Linked DNA regions of Mus musculus: region 1 is linked to region 2. A link is a loop called in an ENCODE intact Hi-C map of the cell type or tissue named here. Cell type or tissue: left cerebral cortex. All regions are shown on one strand. Region 1 has its middle 27 kb from the start of Gm39171. Region 2 overlaps Stox2 (storkhead box 2).

Region 1 (4,000 bases), 160 kb before region 2:
TTCCTGGGAGAGGGGGGTAGAAAGAAACAGGATTGAAACCTATACCGAGCCCAGCTATCTAGAATGTTCCAATTAGCTATCAGAAGACCCGAAAAGCAGAGTAATAAAATGTTGACAGCAGTCGCAATCAACGTGTGGTAACTCTGGACTGCAACGACGTCTTTGGCACCGAAGGAAATCAGGGCAGTAAAAGCAGCCATCCTCAGGATTCGGAGTAAGCCCTAGATTACTTCCATCTGTACATTATCCAGACTGCTCGAAAAAACCAGAGGCCCTGGACGGAGACTGCACAGTGAGTATATGGAACTCTAGGGTGAACTGCCAGACAGAGGAGACTCGTTTTAAATACAATACTTTACAAACCCCCAACTCTTTTCTTGCTGGTGACAGTGGCACTGAGGTTATATTTGTCTCAAATCTGGAAGATCAGGAAGTATTATTTCTGTGTCTCATGTGGAGTGTATCATTGCGTATAAACTTTTACACACTGGGCTGTTCCACGTTCACGATTCCCAGTGCATGTAAAATTATTTGGAAGTTGCTCTCCAGTTTCATTTTGTGGTGTGTTTTTTGTGCTTGTTGGGGAAAATGTTTGGAAAGGTCACTGTGACATGGGTTATTTGTAACAATGACTTGGTGAATAACTAGTATGTCACTTAGCATGTCCAAGTATTCAAGAGAAAGTTCTTTTGATGAGCCCAGTGACAATGTAATTAGGTGCTTTTTTTTTTCTTATCCTATGTTTGATTGTCAATGTAACATGGGACCAATTCTTAGTTTTTGTGTGGTCAAATCCTATAGATTAAAGATGACATATAAAACACAAGACTTTTAGATTGCCTGCCTGTGTTTGTCATGGCTTATATTTGTTCAGAGATATTAGATCTGAATTTATAAATTCACCCTGGAAAAACTAGATTTCTGGCAGCAGCAGTTTGGGGTTGGGGTGGGACAAGGGAAAGGACTTCATACTTTTTTTTTTCTTTTTAATAAAAAGCGAATGTATATTTAAAAGTAGTAAATAAAAGAGGGCCATTTATCTAAGATGTTTATATAAAATTAGAGTTAAATCCTGTGTGAATGGGACTCTTAGGTAAATTATTTGACATCTCGGTGAGAAATGGAAACTTTCTTGGAAAGGCGTTTGCTGGGGAGACAGGCACATAAAATTAATGGAGCCATTTTAACTTGAAAAGGGCAATTAATGGCAGGTTGCAGAAGTCAGCTAGTTAACTGTCACTGAGCTTTCCAGTGCAGCGCACACTGGAGGTTGTTTAGAAACAGGGAGCATCGTCTCCAAGTGGACATGGACACTGTATCCTGCTCGGTAAGTCTGAGACCTTCTGTAGTTTGACTGGCTCCTGCGTACACTGTGTTAACGAAGACGTCGTCCATTTTCCCCCTGAACCCAAGAATCTCAGTGTTTAAGCATGAAGTGCTTGGCCACAATATGCCTTCTGGCATCTTAGATTTTACAACGTAATCTAGTGTAGAGGACGTGACCAAGGAGGGCAGGTGGGAATAACAGAATGGATTCCCACCCCTGTGGAACTGTAGGCTGAATGGCACACATTTGTTTTAAGTGTTTGATTCTGTAAAGGAGTGGCCTCCACGATTTTGAATTCAAATCTCTCCCGAGGGAGGGCGCGCTAGCTTCAGGCAACCATTCTGGTTTCTTAATGCACAATGCAGACCCTTCAAGTTCATGGGCTAGTCTTTGGAGGGAATCATGCAGATGTATATGGGGCCCCTACGGACCCTTGGGTCCTATTGAATAAATTATTACTTCAGTGTATTAAATGGACCCTCGTGTGCTAAAAATATTCATGTAAGTTCCACATGTTAACTTTTTTTTTTCTTGCTGAAATGGAAATTAAAGTAAGTGTATCTTGGAAACACGAGCTCATTCGTGAAGGAAACGGAGCGGTTACATGTGCAGCATCCATTCTGGAACTGCCTTAGCGTGGGAAGACCTTTTGCAAGGTTTATCATGAACGTGTTTCTGTGTTTTAAAACAGTGCCTATAGAGGCATGGAAGTGTCGTGGGAAAGTGCTGATCGTGGTTGGCTTCTCCTGTTACAAAATACACTCTGGGCAAGCAGGAGAAAGGTAGGGTTGGAAGTATACCTTAAGGAGTGCTGTCAGTTTCTCTGGGTGAACAGGGAACAGATGATGCCCCTTCCACTCCATCCCGAGTCCTCCTTGAAGTGACACGTGGCACTTCTAGCTGTCTATTCGTGATAGGGATCTTTAGCTTGTCGTACACATCCTAGGAATGCTTTGGGGGGCAACTTCGGTGAGTCAATCGCCTGTCCAGGGGTCCAGCCTTGGTCTTTTACTGGGTCACCCTGAGAAGGCTCAGGAGAGTTTTGCTATAGGGATATACCCCGTGGAGATATTCTGAATGTGAATCCTGGGGTCACTCTTCAAGGGGTATCACTCTTCATCTCAACTGAAGGCCAGCCTGGGGATCTCCTTGCAAATGCTTTGTCTAAAAGCCATTCATATTCCCCAGCACCTGTCCCTTCCTGGTTAATGGTGGCTTTACAGTTAGCTGCTATGGACCGAGGTATTCCTAAGAACAGTGGAAGATGGCGCTAGGATGCTTCTTTAGGCTCTGACGAATCCCTGACATGAAGCAGTTTAAGGGAGGAAGGATAGATTTCAGTTCATAGTTCATGGAGAGACCGGAAAAGGCACGGCAGCAGAGGCAGTATGGCTTAATGGTTACACTGTTGCTCAGCCTGGTTTCCTGTTAGTTATTCAGCCCTTGACTCCAGCCCGTGGAGTGGGGCCACTCACGTTCACAACGAGCCACTTTCCAGTTCAAACTACCTAGAAGCATCCCCACAGGCCAACCCGGAAGTTCACTTCCATGGTGATTCTAAGTCCTGTCAGGCTGACAGTGAAGGTGAGCCGTCAGACTGATATTATCAACATTCTTCCAGGGGAAGTCCTGGAGTGGCTCTGTTCTCCCGAGGGAGGTGGGGGGGTTACACGGAGTGGCACCGAGTGTAATTAGAGGAGACTGTAATTAGAGCTGAACGGTGTGGCTGGGAGGACAGTGAGGGCAGACTGGCCGTTCTCCCGCAGTAGCTCTGCCTGTGTCAGTGGTAGCCCAGTACAAGCCAGACATGGCTGCCATCTCAACACCCATTAGTGGCTTGCTTTGTCTGGAGTTCTGGCTTGTCATACTTTGGAAAAGACCTATTTGTTAAAGACTTGTTCAACAGTCCCTGGTGCTCCTGGGATGTGGGAGGATGCTTAGGGAGTGGAGCCTCAGGAGAGGAAGTTAGATCATTGGGGTGGGGGGGCGTGTCCTAAAAAGGTAATAGAACCCAGTCACTTCCCTCTCCTTGTTTGTTTGTTTGTTTGTTTCCTGGCCACTTTACTTCACCGCACATTTCCTGCCATGGTGTTCTGCTTCCTAGGCCTCAGAGCCATCCCAACAGAATATGATGTGGAAACCCTGAAACGGAGAACCATAGCTCTGGTCAGTTTCTTTGTTCCTCACAATGGTGTGCCTCAGGTTTCTTGTCTTAGTACTGGCAGACTGACTAACCTTTTGCCCTGACTGACCTCCTCCGACAGCTATACTGCTTCTTAGGTCTTCACCACACAACCTAAAAGACGACTTTTTCCCTCATCCATCCTGGCTTTGTTTAAGCTCTTAGGCATCCAGCTAGAGAGTGATATTCTCCTTAGATAGTTCTCTCCTGTTTGTGGACACCCTTGACATCATACGATGTTTTCTTTGCCCTGTCTGCTTCAGCCTGACTTCCACGGTGGCTCTCCTTGCCATCTATTTCCGTCTCCAGGTTCCCATCTCCTGGCTTCAGGAAAGTTGTACTTCTCTCGTTTGCATCTGCACCCTCGGCAGTTCGGCTCCTTCCACACATCTGTATTTCCCAAAGTCACTCTCACGAATGTCCAGATTGTATGCTGCGGATGGTGGCAACCCATCCCCTCGAGCCGTATCATCTTACACGGAGAGGGTTCT
Region 2 (4,000 bases):
TTTACCCAATACCATATGTTACCTCTGAAAACATATATATGGAAAGCATTATACAGACTGAGAACTCTACATTAAGTGTATCTGTACATAAACATATATACAATAACAAGGAATGAAAACAGAGAACAAGGGTTTGTTTCTTTTTCTCAGTTTATTTATTCTCTTTATATCTTCACCACAACTCCTCTCCTCTCCTCCCAGTCCCACCCTCACACCTTTCCTCTTCTCCATCCCCTCTTCCCCTTCTCCTCTGAGAAGGAAAGCCCCCCTCCCCCTTGGGTACCAACTCTCCCTGGCACATCAAGTAATAGCAGGACTAGGCGCATCCTCTCCCACTGAAGCCAGACAAGACAGCCTAGCTAGGGGAAAGAATCAGAAGGGAAGCAACAGAGTCAGAGTCAGCCCCTGTGCCACTTGTTAGGGAACCCATATGTACATCTGCTACATCTGTGTAGGAGGCCTAGGTCCAGCCCATGCATGCTCTCTGGCTGGTGAGTCAATCTCTGGGAGCCCCCATGGAGGCCATGAATTTGAAAAAAGAGCAAGGTGTGATATACAGAAAGGCTTGGAGGGATGAAAGGAAAGGGGGGAAATGATATAATTATATTATCATCTCAAACCAAAAGAAGTTTGGAAAAGGAGGTCAAATATAGTTGCCCTTTTATAAAATTTATCAAAATTAACTTTAAAGTAATTCCATATATGTGTGCATATATGTAAAGATTTCAGCCTGATATATATCACACACACACACACACACACATACATACATGCCTCCCTTCTCAGGTGATCTCATTGGAAAAAACTATTTTCTGAAACTTTATGTCTCTTTTCATCATTTTCCTGGCCTTTACAAAATCGTCTCTCTTTTAGGATGCTCAAGAAGGCTTTTTGGCAGCAGCAATCGAGCTCTCTGACTTCAGTCTCTCTCTTGCAGCCCCCGATGTTGGGCATGGAACCCAAGCAAGGTCTCACACATGCTGGGCCAAGAGTCCTTCCCGCCCATCTCACCCCCAAGCCTCTCTTCCTGCTTTAACACCTTTCACTCTCTAGGTGGTAATATTCGTAGGAGTCAGCAGAGAAAACTGGGATTCACACTAAACATAATAAACACCTTTGAAGCCTGCTTACATGCCATGAGGTGATACTTCAAATTTGGCAATGTTAATAGGACTCTAAAAAATTGGGGATCCATAGCCTGTCCCTTCCTCCCTCTCACAAGCATCTCTGTTTTTTGCTCTTAGGTGTTCCAACCCCAAGCCAAGAAATTCTACGGCATACCCTAAACACACTGGTACGGGAGAGGAAAATCTATCCGACTCCGGATGGCTATTTCATTGTGACCCCACAGACTTATTTCATTACTCCCTCCCTCATAAGAACTAACAGTAAGTGGTACCACTTGGACGAGAGGGTACCTGACAGGTCTCAGTGCACCTCGCCACAACCAGGAACCATAACGCCCTCTGCCTCAGGCTGCGTCAGGGAAAGGACATTACCCAGAAAGCACTGCGACTCTTGCCACTGCTGCCGAGAAGACGTGCACAGCATGCATGCCTCCACCCTGCAGAGGAAGTCCGCCAAGGACTGCAAAGACCCTTACTGCCCTCCTCCGCTCTGCCAGGTGCCGCCCACTGAAAAAAGCAAAAGCACTATAAATTTCTCCTATAAGACGGAAACTCTCTCGAAACCTAAAGATGGTGAAAAGCAGTCCAAAAAATTCGGTCTCAAGTTATTCCGGCTGAGTTTTAAGAAAGACAAGACCAAACAGCTGGCCAATTTCTCTGCCCAGTTTCCTCCCGAGGAGTGGCCTCTGCGAGACGAGGACACGCCCACGACCATCCCTCGGGAAGTGGAGATGGAGATCATCCGGCGGATCAACCCAGACTTGACGGTGGAAAATGTCATGAGGCACACTGCCCTGATGAAGAAACTTGAAGAAGAAAAAGCTCACCGGAGCAAAGCCGGGTCCTCCGCCCACCACAGTGGAAGGAGTAAAAAGAGCCGGACTCACCGCAAGTCCCACGGGAAGTCTCGGTCACACAGCAAGACGCGAGTGTCCAAAGGAGATCCTTCGGATGGCTCGCATCTGGATATCCCCGGTGAGAGGGAGTATGAATTTTGCGACCCTCTAACCAGGGCCCCCAGAGAGGGCTGCTTCATCATTGAACACAAAGGGGACAACTTCATCATGCATAGCAACACGAACGTGATCGAGTCCCATTTCCCCATGACGCCAGAATGGGATGTGTCTGGCGAACTGGCCAAAAGGAGAACGGAGATGCCCTTTCCCGAACCCTCCAGGGGAAGCTCCCACTCCAAAGTGCACCGAAGCCACAGCCATACCCAGGACCGGAGATCCAGGAATGAGAGGTCCAACAAGGCCAAGGAGAGATCCAGGTCTATGGATAACTCCAAAGGTCCCCTGGGCGCTTCTTCACTCGGGACTCCGGAAGACCTGGCTGAAGGCTGCAGCCAAGATGACCAAACACCGAGCCAATCATACATTGATGACAGTACTTTAAGGCCTGCGCAAACGATTGGTCATCAAAGGGCTCATATTCCTTCTGCCAGCTACAAAGAGGTATGCATTCCAGAAATAGTTGGTGGCAGCAAGGAACCTTCTAGTGCTTGTAGCCTTCTGGAGCCAGGCAAAACCCCTGAGAGTATGCCGTCCTATGGGGAACTCAGCCCTTGCCCGGCTAAAACAGCTGTGGATGACTATTTTCAGTGCAACACCTCGAGTGAGACCGTACTCACAGCACCGTCCCCTTTAGGGAAGAATAAGGAGGACCATGACACTTTGACCTTGGTGGAGGGGGTAAAAAAGCTGTCTCCATCTGAGAGGCAGACCCCCCATTCTTCCAGGGAACCTGTTGGGCACAAGGAGGAGTCACCGAAAGGGCCAGGAGGGGGCCCTGCAGCCTCTGGTGGTGTGGCAGAGGGGTTAGCCAATGGCCGCCTTGTCCAACATCATAGCGCAGAACCCAGCAGCCTGGACAAAAGGAAAGAAATATTCAGCAAAGACACACTGTTCAAACCTCTACACAGCACCCTGTCTGTAAACAGCTATCACAAATCTAGCTTGTCCCTCCTCAAGTCTCACCCAAAGTCACCCGTTGACACACTGCCAGGCCGTTGTGAGAAACTGGAACCTTCCCTTGGGACATCCGCGGCCCAAGCCATGCCTCCATCCCAACGTCAGCAGGAGCCTGGAGGGAACCAGGAGGCTTCTTTTGACTATTACAACGTCTCTGATGACGACGACTCCGAGGAGGGGGCCAACAAAAACGCGGAGGAGGAGAAAAACAGAGATGATGTGGGCACCATGCAGTGGCTCCTGGAGAGGGAGAAGGAAAGAGACTTGCAGAGGAAGTTTGAGAAAAACCTCACCCTCCTCACCCCAAAAGAAACTGATAGCAGCAGCAACCAGAGAGCCACCCACTCAGCCCGGCTGGACAGCATGGATAGCAGCAGCATCACGGTGGACAGTGGATTCAACTCCCCACGGTAGGGAGAGCTGGCCTCCTGTATACACATACACCCGCCAGGGCCCGGGGCTTTATGCCAGAGAGCTGGCTTCACAGTCTGGGACTGTGAACGAGGGCTGTGAGTTGTGTGACCTGTGTTGTTAACAGCCTGTTTTCTAACTTCTTTTTCAGGAATTGAAACCAAAAAAATGTTTCTGCAGCTGTAGAGATCACTAATCTGGACTGGTGGGTTGGTTCCTTCCCTAAAGATTGCATCAGAGTCTGATCTGAGACCAACACATCCCAATGGTTTTCTTCTATTTGTATTGACAACCAGGAGAAGGGATTTTTTTAAGTCCTTCAAAAAAAAAAAAAAAAGTAATGTTCTGAGTATGATGAATATAGTCAGTGCGAGGAAAGTGGTAGAGAGCAGTTTGGTGCCAGGATAATGGCTGCCCCCTTTACTGTGGAGATAGTAGTGGATTTTAGAGTCTTTCCAAAGGATCCAGAAGTTCGATGCCACTTCAATT

What was found. A loop is a pair of places that touch in the nucleus more often than their neighbours do. Peaks named below come from ENCODE experiments on the same cell type or tissue, not always from the same donor. Only the 100,000 strongest peaks of a DNase experiment are listed, where the experiment ranks them.
Region 1: it touches region 2 in a loop (2.4-fold over the local background); 3 of 42 quality-filtered maps call a loop at or near these places.

What each region holds. Positions count from the first base shown.
Region 1 is chr8:47,348,323-47,352,322 of GRCm38, reverse strand. It overlaps a transcript of Stox2 not described here. Among named protein-coding and RNA genes, the nearest start is that of Gm39171, 27 kb to the right of the region's middle. In left cerebral cortex, a CTCF peak has its summit at 1,641; DNase peaks (open chromatin) are centred at 1,654 and 1,936.
Region 2 is chr8:47,191,349-47,195,348 of GRCm38, reverse strand. Stox2 (storkhead box 2) reads left to right here. Exons shown (of 4, transcript NM_001114311.1): 3 at 1,245-3,510. Among named protein-coding and RNA genes, the nearest start is that of Gm51569, 18 kb to the right of the region's middle. In left cerebral cortex, no CTCF peak of the experiment used is centred here; DNase peaks (open chromatin) are centred at 1,616 and 1,817.